Linked DNA regions of Homo sapiens: region 1 is linked to region 2. Evidence: read pairs that join two places in POLR2A ChIA-PET (ENCODE). Cell type or tissue: GM12878. All regions are shown on one strand. Links, peaks and the distances in the headings refer to the core of each region. The heading gives the core; the rest is flanking DNA.

Evidence for each region. ChIA-PET counts read pairs that join two places held together with the same protein. Peaks named below come from ENCODE experiments on the same cell type or tissue, not always from the same donor. Only the 100,000 strongest peaks of a DNase experiment are listed, where the experiment ranks them.
Region 1: POLR2A ChIA-PET joins it to region 2 with 5 read pairs; 2 of 35 experiments call an interaction of 5 or more read pairs at or near these places.

What each region holds. Positions count from the first base shown.
Region 1 is chr3:16,628,911-16,634,014 of GRCh38, reverse strand. No RefSeq gene overlaps it. Among named protein-coding and RNA genes, the nearest start is that of DAZL, 26 kb to the right of the region's middle. In GM12878, for the core only: no CTCF peak of the experiment used is centred there; no DNase peak of the experiment used is centred there.
Region 2 is chr3:16,909,576-16,914,679 of GRCh38, reverse strand. The region is part of intron 1 of PLCL2 (phospholipase C like 2); the gene reads right to left. Among named protein-coding and RNA genes, the nearest start is that of MIR3714, 21 kb to the left of the region's middle. RefSeq lists an enhancer at 1,827-2,056. In GM12878, for the core only: no CTCF peak of the experiment used is centred there; a DNase peak (open chromatin) is centred at 2,089; H3K4me3 peaks cover 1,327 bases; H3K27ac peaks cover 3,499 bases.

The DNA.
Region 1 (5,104 bases), core at 588-4,587, 280 kb after region 2:
TCTTGAGGAATGAGTAGAGGTTCATCTAGCAAGCAAGTGAAGAGAGGGTGGAAGATGATTTCAATCAGAGAGAACATCAAGAATGATGGCATGAGTGTTAGGAAGTGCAGAGCATGTTCAGGGCACCTCAGGACGTGAAAGGTGGGAAGTGGCTGAAATTAGAGAAGAACAGATGACAAAGACAGGAGTTGGGAGCCCATAATGATCTGAGGAGGCACCCAAACCAAGAGGGTCCAGGCCTGTGAGCCCAGGGCTGAGGCTGGAGAAGGTGGTAGAAATAACCCTCAGTGACCTCAGCCTGTTTTCTCTTTGAGGCAGTCCTGGCATATCCACTACATAAGGTTTTTCAAGAATGTTGGAACAAGAATGAGAACTGGTCCCCATGCAGCAAATGTTCAACCTCGTACCAGCCTGCTCAATTACATTGTTTGGCACATAGAGTCAGAAATAAATACCCAGCTGTAACAGAACAAAAACACAGGTATTTTGTCAAGTAAACAGCCTCACTTCACCTCATCTGAACTCACATTACATATTTCATTTTGTCCTGCTCACCAGAAATTGATCCAAGAATGTAGGAATTTACTGATAAGATGTCTCAGTTGAATGAAAGCTGAACTGCACACTCTTTTGTCCTCTTTATCACTTTTCTTTAGGACATGAGAGCCATTTCTTAAGGCCTGGGTATAAATCTATGCCCAAAGGGGTAAGAAAAATGTTGAAGGTCACAGAGTTCTGGCATAAAGTTTCAAAAATCAATATCCTAGCTCAGATTCTGGAATCTTAATATTATTTAAGCAGGAATTTATCACCTCCTTGAACTACACAGGAGCTCAACAGCTTAAATTAGAGATTCTCTTTTTTTTTTTTTTTTTTTGAGATGACGTCTCGCTCTGCCACCCAGGCTGGAGTGCAGTGGCACGATAGCTCACTGCAACCTCCACCTTCCAGGTTCAAGAGATTCTCCTGCCTCAGTCTCCCAAGTAGCTGGGACTACAGGTACACGTCACCATGCCCAGCTAATTTTTTGTATTTTTAGTTGAGATGGGGTTTCACCATGTTAGCCAAGATGGTCTTGATCTCCTGACATTGTGATCCACCTGCCTCGGCCTCCTAAAGTGCTGAGATTACAGGCGTGAGCCACCACGCCCAGCCCAAGATTCTCATAAAAACACTCAATGTATTTTTTACATGAGTTTGAAGAAAGAGAGTAGAAAATACTGTACATATTCAATCTATATAAGACAAAAAGCCATTATTAATACCTCTAAATAAACCACTTTGCCCTGCACACTCATAGTGAATTACACTCACCTAGTGACCTGGTTCTAAATTCCTTATTCCCAAGTGTTCGGTTGACAGTAAATGAACTCTACTAATTAACCCTGGTGCCTTGTCTGTGAGGAGATTTCAAATAAGTAGAGGAACTGAAATTTGCTTTGTGAGTGAATTCAGATCAGGCCACAGGAAGACACTTCCATTTCCACTGCTGTTGCTTTAAAAATCTTCAGGAGAAAAGGCAAGTGCCTGAGGCATCCATGTCTGAAGAAAGCCTGGGCAGCTCCTTAGGAGTGTGCAGAGGCTGTGCCCTTAGGCCTTTTCAAGCCAAGCCAACGTCTCCCTGTGTGAAATCCATCCAAAGGGGAGCCAGCATCCCCAAAGTCACCAAAGTGAGATCCTATCCCCAGGCGCTAGCATTTGTCCTCAACCAACTAGTTCACTGACCATGGGGTGAGAGCAAGATGTTCTCACTCCCCTCCCTCTTTACTGCTCCAATCTTACCCTGGCCTCTGAAATACCCTGTGGATCATTAATCATTTAGGCACTGGACATTATCCCCCGCACATTGAGGTGAAATGCCCAGGGAAATTCCAGTGGCAATGCTAGAAGTTTATCCAACCTCCATTTATAGGCACCCACGGCCAACAAATCTTGATTTAAGGCTACTCTTTCTAAGGGACATGCTCAGGACAGCATCTTAGAAGCTGTCTGTGTCTCTCAACTTGAGAGACCCCCTTTTCCCAATGGGTGCCCAGTAATGATGGAATTTAGATGGCTAGCTCTTGGGGTAGGGCATAGCAATTCTCCTGTTTGGAAAAAAAGTGGCCCCACACAGGTTACTCTATAGGCCACTGTGCAACAGGCCATTTTTTTTCTTAAAACAAAACAAACAAACAAACAAGAAAACTCAGCCCTAGTCATGATTAGGGGAAAGCCATTCTAATGAGACTCTTAGAATTTGAGAATTTAAAAGGCACTTTAGAGATTATATCATCTAAGCATGCCATCTTATAGATGAGGAAACTGAGGTTCAGCAAGTCCACATGACTTACCTCCAAATAATCTGGAACTGAACAGAAGTCTGCAGGTCCTAGTCCAGTCTTTGTGAGGTTCAAGGTAATATGCTATTAGAAGCAGAGCCATAGGGTTAACACAACCTTTTCCCAGAGCAATGTTTAGGTAGTAAAAAAATCATTAAAATGTCATTTTATACTAAAATATATATGATAATTTTTTAAATTAAAATATGTCTCTTTAAGGAAATTTCATAGTTGTGGTCATGTTTAGGGCTATGTTCCCAAACCATAAGCACTGGGGCTGCACTATCAATATGGTAGCCACTGGCCACACGTGGCTATTGAGCACCTGAAATATGGCCAGTAGAAACTGAGATATGCTGTAAGCATAAAATACACAACAGATTTCAAAGACTTAGTAGAGAAAAAGGAATAAAATATCTAAATAATTTTAGTATGGCTATGTGTTATTTTCCATAATTCATTTCAATAAAATGGACTATTAAAATTATCTTAACTGCTTCTTTTTCACAATTTTAATAGTGATACTAGTAAGTTGGAAATTACTTTTGTGACTCTCATTATAGTTCCATTGGACAATGGCTAAACTAGAGGATAGACATTAGGGCCATTCACTAGTTGGGCTATCTTCCTTCCAGGAACACAGTAGGATTGCATGTCCCTGTCCCCTTTGAAATTAGGTGTGGTCATATAATTTGCCTTGGCTAATGACATGTGAGTGGAAGAGGCATACTGCTTCTGGGCAGTGCATTTAGTTGCCAACGCACAACACTGCAATGCCCTCCAAGGAAATCACTGAAGCGAATGTAGAGACTGAACTGCTGTCACGCTGACTGTAAGCTGAGGTGCTGACCCACCTGAGATATGGAAAGTGAGCTCTTTTTAAAAATAAGCAATTGAAATTTGGGGATTATAAATTCCTTTAGCAATCTAACATACTGCCGGGAAAGCCTTCTGGTGTAAACGTGTGCAAAGAACTATGCCACAGCAGCATTTCCCAAACTTGCTTGACCACAGAACACTTTTGAAAGTGTAATTTATTGACAGGATATTAAGGAGAGCTCATGAGGTATAATGCATACTTCAATTATATTAATGAAGACAGAAAAAATAATCACACTGATCAGTTAGTTGAGTCAATGATCAACATTTAATTTGCATGTGTTATTTTTCATAGCACAATGCAAAAAAAAACATTTTTATGTTGAGAATAAACTATATCAAGATCATGTTTTACTTTTTAAAATAAGTTATGCTTCACCAAAATTTTTTCATGAGAATGATGTTTTCATGACTTTTTAGAAATCGTGAGCCTAATATTCGAAATAATGTTGATGATCAAAGACAGCATTTAGTCCATTCCTAAAGTTTATCTTTACTGTGTTATAATCTGAAAAAAATAATATTTCTTTCAAAGTGAAAAACAATATGATCAGTGTACTTTGAGGACTAGTGAAGCAGGCTTCTCCAAAATTCAATTGTTTCATCCTAAATAGCTCACTTCCTTTGTTTTTTAAGCAAATAAAGTCTGTGATTTTCATTTTCATTTTGAAGCACTCATTTTTTTCTTGTTTGAGATAGACACAGTTTGTGCAGTATCAAGACTGCCTTTTATTTGAAACTTTCAATATCAGATCCACAAGGTTCAAGTTTAGGTAGTACAAATATTTTTACATTCAATGAAAACTAAATATTATAAATTGATTTTTAATTAAAATATAATGTGCCACAACCTTTTAATGTGGATTTTCAGTATAATCACAAGTCATGCAACTATCACTACTAATTTCAGAATATTTGTATTACCCCCAAAAGAAATCCCATTCCCATTAGTAGTCACTCCCCATTTCCCTTCTCCAGCTTTTGGCAACCACTAATCTTTCTGTCTCTACGAGTTTGCCTTTTCTGGACATTTCTCATAAATGGATTTATGCAATAATTATGCATAATGAGTCATTTTGCCCTGCTTTATTTCATTTAGCTTGGTGTTTTCAAGGTTCATCCATGCTATAGCATGAATCAGTACTTCACTCCTTTTTATTGCTGTATAATATTCCATTGTATGGAGGATATACTATATTTTGTTTATCCGTTCATTAGTTGATGGTCATTTGGGTTGTTTCCATTTTTTGGCTATTAGGAAATATGCTGCCATGATAATATGTTAATATATACAAGCATTTGTGTGAAAATGTGTTTTCAATTTTGGGGTATTTAAGTAAAATTTTAAGACAAAAAATAAGTTTTAATGCAAAATACTTAGCACAGACTTAGATAAATGCTGTCCATGTAACAAAGTGCATATTAAACATCCTGCCTCTGTGTCAGGCATGATTTGACTTCCTGGGGAACAGGAAGAACTGGGGAATTTCCAGATGGCTTTTATCATCCCAGCTTGGTGCAGGCAGGAGCTTTCCCTTCAAGCCACCATCATCACCACCAGGTACGCATGCCCTTCCCTGCATTTCAGGGGGGCTTCTGAGCATCCTGACTGTTACCCACTCATGGTAAGATGTTCGTCACTTGTGCTGGATAATTGATGAGAATCGTGCTGACAAGGGTCTATTGGCAGTCCTCTCTGGACCGCTACTGGAAGCACAGAAGGCCCATACTTAACTTTTGTAAGCCTTTGGGGACTAGTATCACATTGTGCTAATTCTGCGGGAGCTTATGGTCTCTCGTTTGTATGCTGCAGCCCTTTCAAATGGTTCCTCTCAATTCTTTCTCATATACACCTTTGCATCCCATGAGTTCTACCTTTAACTACTTCTGTAATTTTCGACATA
Region 2 (5,104 bases), core at 368-4,367:
AAATCCTGTAACAAGAAGACGCTAACAAATTCTATACAAATTTTTAATCATTCATTTTAACTTCATGAAAACCAAAGTTTACCAAATCTACGCAAAAAGATAGATACCTACATATTTTAATACAATGAAATTGGACCACCAAGAGAAAAAAAAAAACCTGGAAATTTAAATTCAGTTTATCATGTAAGAACACTTATATTTTAATTTATAAGCTGAGAATCCAATTCAACATACTAATTTTAATGACAGATGAATTTGAGAAATACATCTTTTGAAAACTTTCTTTCTTTTAGAAAACTTGACAACTTTCTTATGATCTTTCTCTTAGATCATATTAGTGTTTAAGACAATTAAATTGAATATGTTGCTCCCTAATTCCTCCACTCACTGTTCTATATATTTCTCCACATATAAAACTCACTGTATTATCCTCATGAAAACTTTATAGACTATATTAAGATCTATGTTAGAGTTACCTTAATTTTCTCTCCAACTACTTTCTCTCTCCACAACTCATAACTAAAGCACTTCTCATAAGTAATGGCATACACTGAAAGTCCCAAATTAAGAAGAAAGAAAAAGATCAACACTGGCTAAACACAACTGAATTGCATTTTAGAGCCACAAATTTAAAACATTATGACAACACATAGCATGGCTGCTAAAGGGCCCCAGGATCAGAGAATCTGGCAAGTCATATATCACAGGGTGTTGAAGAAAACATTTTTAAAAGAAACACATTATAGTGGGTGTTACATTAATGCTACAGTCCCTGTATTTCGATAATCTGAAATAAGGGTCTCCCTTTTATTCATAATAGGAGCAAAATTTACAGGCAGATCTTTCTTCCATAAAATCATTAATTTCTAAATCTAGCACCCCCAGTGTTCTATTCAAAATTATTATGAAGATCTTTTTAGCAATACACTGTCACAAAAATAATGACTACATGACAGCTATTTTTTACATATATACACATACATAAATATATTTATATATTCATATTCTATTCAGTAATTGGACTTCATTTCTCTTTCTCAAAACAAGGTCATTTCACAAAATCTTTGACTAAATGTAAATATTTGTTTTTCTTAAAATTTAAATCTATAATTTAAAATGATATAATTTGAGGTAAACATATCAGAAGGCAGTCAACCATTAAAATATTAATTCGTTTGCTTACTAATCATAACAGAATCCCAGCAATAATCTGAAAATATAATTGAGAAAAATTTTACACCACACCTTACATCATTAGGTAGTGATCCTCTTTCTAAATGAAAATTAGTAAACCCACAGAAGAGTCTTACTAGATAAAAGATACAGGGCACACCTACAACCAAATTTCCAGCGAATGGGTAAGAAAAGTCCCTAGAGGAAAGCTGGGCTTGCTAACCAAAAGGAGAGGGAGAGTAATTCTGGAATAGGGTACAGATTACAAGACTACAAGAGAGGTGAAGTAATGTCAGTTTGCGAGGCCCAGTCTGGCCAAGACGGAGGTTGGTGAGAAGCAGAAGAAGATGCTAGAGTAGTACTGATGATACATGGGAGGTCCTGGAAACCAAGAGGAAGGTTAGGGCTTCAGCCTCAGAGCAAAGGGTATCATAGAACATGTTGAGAGAATTTCACAAAGTAGTGCTGTAGGAGAACTAATCTGGAAACTGTGAAAAAGGATTTGGGGGAAAGGGAGAAGAACAGAAGGAAGGGAGGTTAATTCTTGTAATTATCTAAGCATGTGTTGGAGACAGGAGCCTGGTACCAGCATCAGAAACAATGGGACAGATGTGGGGGATGATGAGAATACAGTCAGCTGGTGGGAGGAGGCCATCTTCCAACACCAATGTCTCAAAAAGCGTTTTGTTCCATTGGCTGGTTTGGTTGGAAAGTGCATTATTTATAGATCTAACATGAATTTATCTCACAGTCAACAGCAATTCAGAATTGTGCATTAATATTTTTTAAAGCAAAGAAAACAGTCAAAGAAAGCAGAATAATTCAGTGGAGAGAGCACCTGGTCTCACAGTCAGAAGCCCACAAATCTATTTCTGGCTTTTTGAGCAATGTTGCTCATCACCTTGCACAACTGAATCAGTCTCAGTTCCCTTCAAAGAAAAATGGTAAAGCAAACTAATATGACTGTTGAAGTGTTACAAGGGCAGAAACAAACTCAAATCTTTGAAAGTGCTTGAAGTAAAACCACTATACACATGTTAAACCACTAACAAGTAATATTTTCTAAATATACCACATGGACCTTCAATTTTGTCCAACTATATACATTCTTTCTTTTGATAAGGACACAGATGTCCAAACACATGAATACCAAAATTCACCATTCTACCTACTTGTTTCATCCTTCCATGTCAGTTTTGCTTCTAAGGTTAAAGACCAATCACAATCTTGATAAAATTTTGAAACACTATTTGGCTATTTAAAAAAAAAAACTGACGTGAAGTATTTCCATAAATTCAAACCCAGATCAAATATTTTAAAACAAAAATAATTTAATGGTTGCATTAAACCACTGGGGAGGGTGACTATGAGGCAAGGCATCCATATACTACTACATATTAAGTATCCCTTCTCTGGAATGCTTGGAACCAGAAGCGTTTCAGATTTTTTTGGGATTTTGGAATATTTGCATATACCTAATGAGACATCTTAGGGATAGAATCCAAGTCTATACAAGAAATTCATTTATGTTTCATATACATCTTATACATATAGCCTGAAGGTAATTTTATACAATATTGTTAATAATTTTGTGTACGAAACAAAGTTTATGTACACTGAAAGCAAAGGTGCTGTTAGGGTATGGAATTTTCCACTTGTGGTATCATGTTGGTACCCAAAAAGTTTCAGATTTTGGAACATTTTGGATATTTGAATTACAGATGCTCAGCCTGTATTCATGAAAACAAAGGGACAAATAAATGATCATTTGTATTTTGCATGAAAATTGATTATCAGGAACACCTAAAAATAACTAGAGACAGTTCAGGTTTCCTCTTCACCATTTGAGTTGTGACTGCATGAACTCTGGGAGTCCAGCACCTTTGTATGACAAAAGTGAAGCTTATAGATGATTAGCTAATTGGGAAAGGAGGCACTGAACTCCTCTTTCTTAAAGATCTGGGTTTGTTCCAAAGAAAATATAATCTAATATATGAGTTAGATTCAGATTTCCTAGAACTAGGGAGACAAACTAAGTAAATTCTAAAGATACTCTGGAGTATTCTTTGTCTGCTCCTTAGTTTTAAATAGTGTCCCTACTCTCCCACTAAGCTATGATATTAAAATAAAAATAACTTTGCAAATATAAAATTAAGAATATATTAATGCAAAACTATGGAGAAAACTTTGGAGCCTGACAGACCTGTATTCAAATCAGAGCTGTGCTCATTACTTTTTTTTTTTTTTTTTTTTTGAGACAGAGTCTTGCTCTGTGGCCCAGGCTGGAATACAGTGGCGCTATCTCGGCTCACTACAACCTCCGCCCCCCGGGTTCAAGTGATTCTCCTGCCTCAGCCTCCGGAGTAGCTGGGATTATAGGCACATGCCACCACGCCCAGCTAATTTTTGTATTTTGGGTTGAGATGGGGTTTCACCATGTTGGCCAGGTTGGTCTCGAACTCCTGGCCTCAAGTGATCCACCCACCTTCGCCTCCCAAAGTGCTGGGATTACAGGGTGAGCCACCGTGCCTGGCCCCATTACAAATTCTACATTGGGAATAATACTTACAGCACACTATCACTAGTTATATCTCGAAGATAAAACCAAAGTGTTTGTTGATAGACTTGATGTAGTACATGAGATAAGAAAGGAGTCAAGGATGACTCCAAGGCCTGAGCAACTGAAAGGATATTATCAAACTAAGAAAGAAGGCTACAGATGGAGCAGGCTGGGTGGGGAAAAGGGGGGGTTGTGTTTCAGATATGAAAAGTGAAAGATCTAGTAGGATATAGTGGAAAAATCTAGTAGGACATATATGCTTGGATCATAGAAGAGAGTCGGGGTAGAGATGTATATTTGGGAGTGGTTGGCATATAAATGACACTTAAAGCCACAAGACGGGATGAGAATATCAGGATAGTGTGAACAGATAGAAAGAAGGCTGGGATCACTCCAATGCTGCAAGCAAACAGAAGAGAAGCAAACAGAAAAGGGGACTGAAAAGACTGATGCGTGAGACAGGAGGAGAACTGGGAGAGTAGGGAGCCCTGGAAGCCAAGCGAAGTAAGTGTGCCAAGAAGGGGAATGATCAGCCATGCCAAACACTACTGACGGGTGAAGTAAGGGGAGGACTGCAAACTGACTTGAGGGATTTAGGAACTTGGAGGGTATTGGTGACCTTGACAAGAGTGGCTTTGGAGAAAAGTGACAGTGAGGACCTGAAGGGAGCAGCTTTAAAAAAAAACAGGAGCAAGGAATTGAAGACAGTGAGCACTGACAACTCTTCAAATTGTTTTTGCTGCAAAGGGGGCAAAGAAATTGTGCAGTAGCCAGCAGGAGAAGTTGCAACAAGAAAATATGAAAGAAATCTCAGAATGTTTGATGCTGATGGGAATAATCCAGTAGAGAGTGAAAACTGGTGCTACAGGAGAGGTGGGGAGAGCTGCTTATGAATTAGCTGAGGAGGGAAGAAGGATTGAGATCTTTTGTGTGGATGGAGAGATCAGCTTTGGGCAGGATCCAGGCGAGTTCATCTTGGTAAGGTGACAGAAGGCAGAATCTGTGTGTGTGATGTGATCATAGTGGGCCATAGCCAAATAACAATAATGGTAATCAGTCAGACCAATATTGTTTCCTAGGAATGGGAAGGGAAGAGCCTTTAACGTAGGAAGAAACCATCCCGATCTTTAAATTTCTGAATTATTCAAAAAAGATGGCGTTTAAGCTAATGGAGGTTGTTTTAAACCAAAAAAGACAGAATTATTTTTGATATCTCTCTGGCTTTTGCTGAACAGAAATAGGACTCCAGAGAAATATTATATCAGTTATAGAATAGAAAGGAAGTTACAGAATATATTAATAAAAGAATATCTGGGTTGCAGTGTGCAAATTTCAATCCCAGGACACATACAAGTTAATATTCTTGTTCCC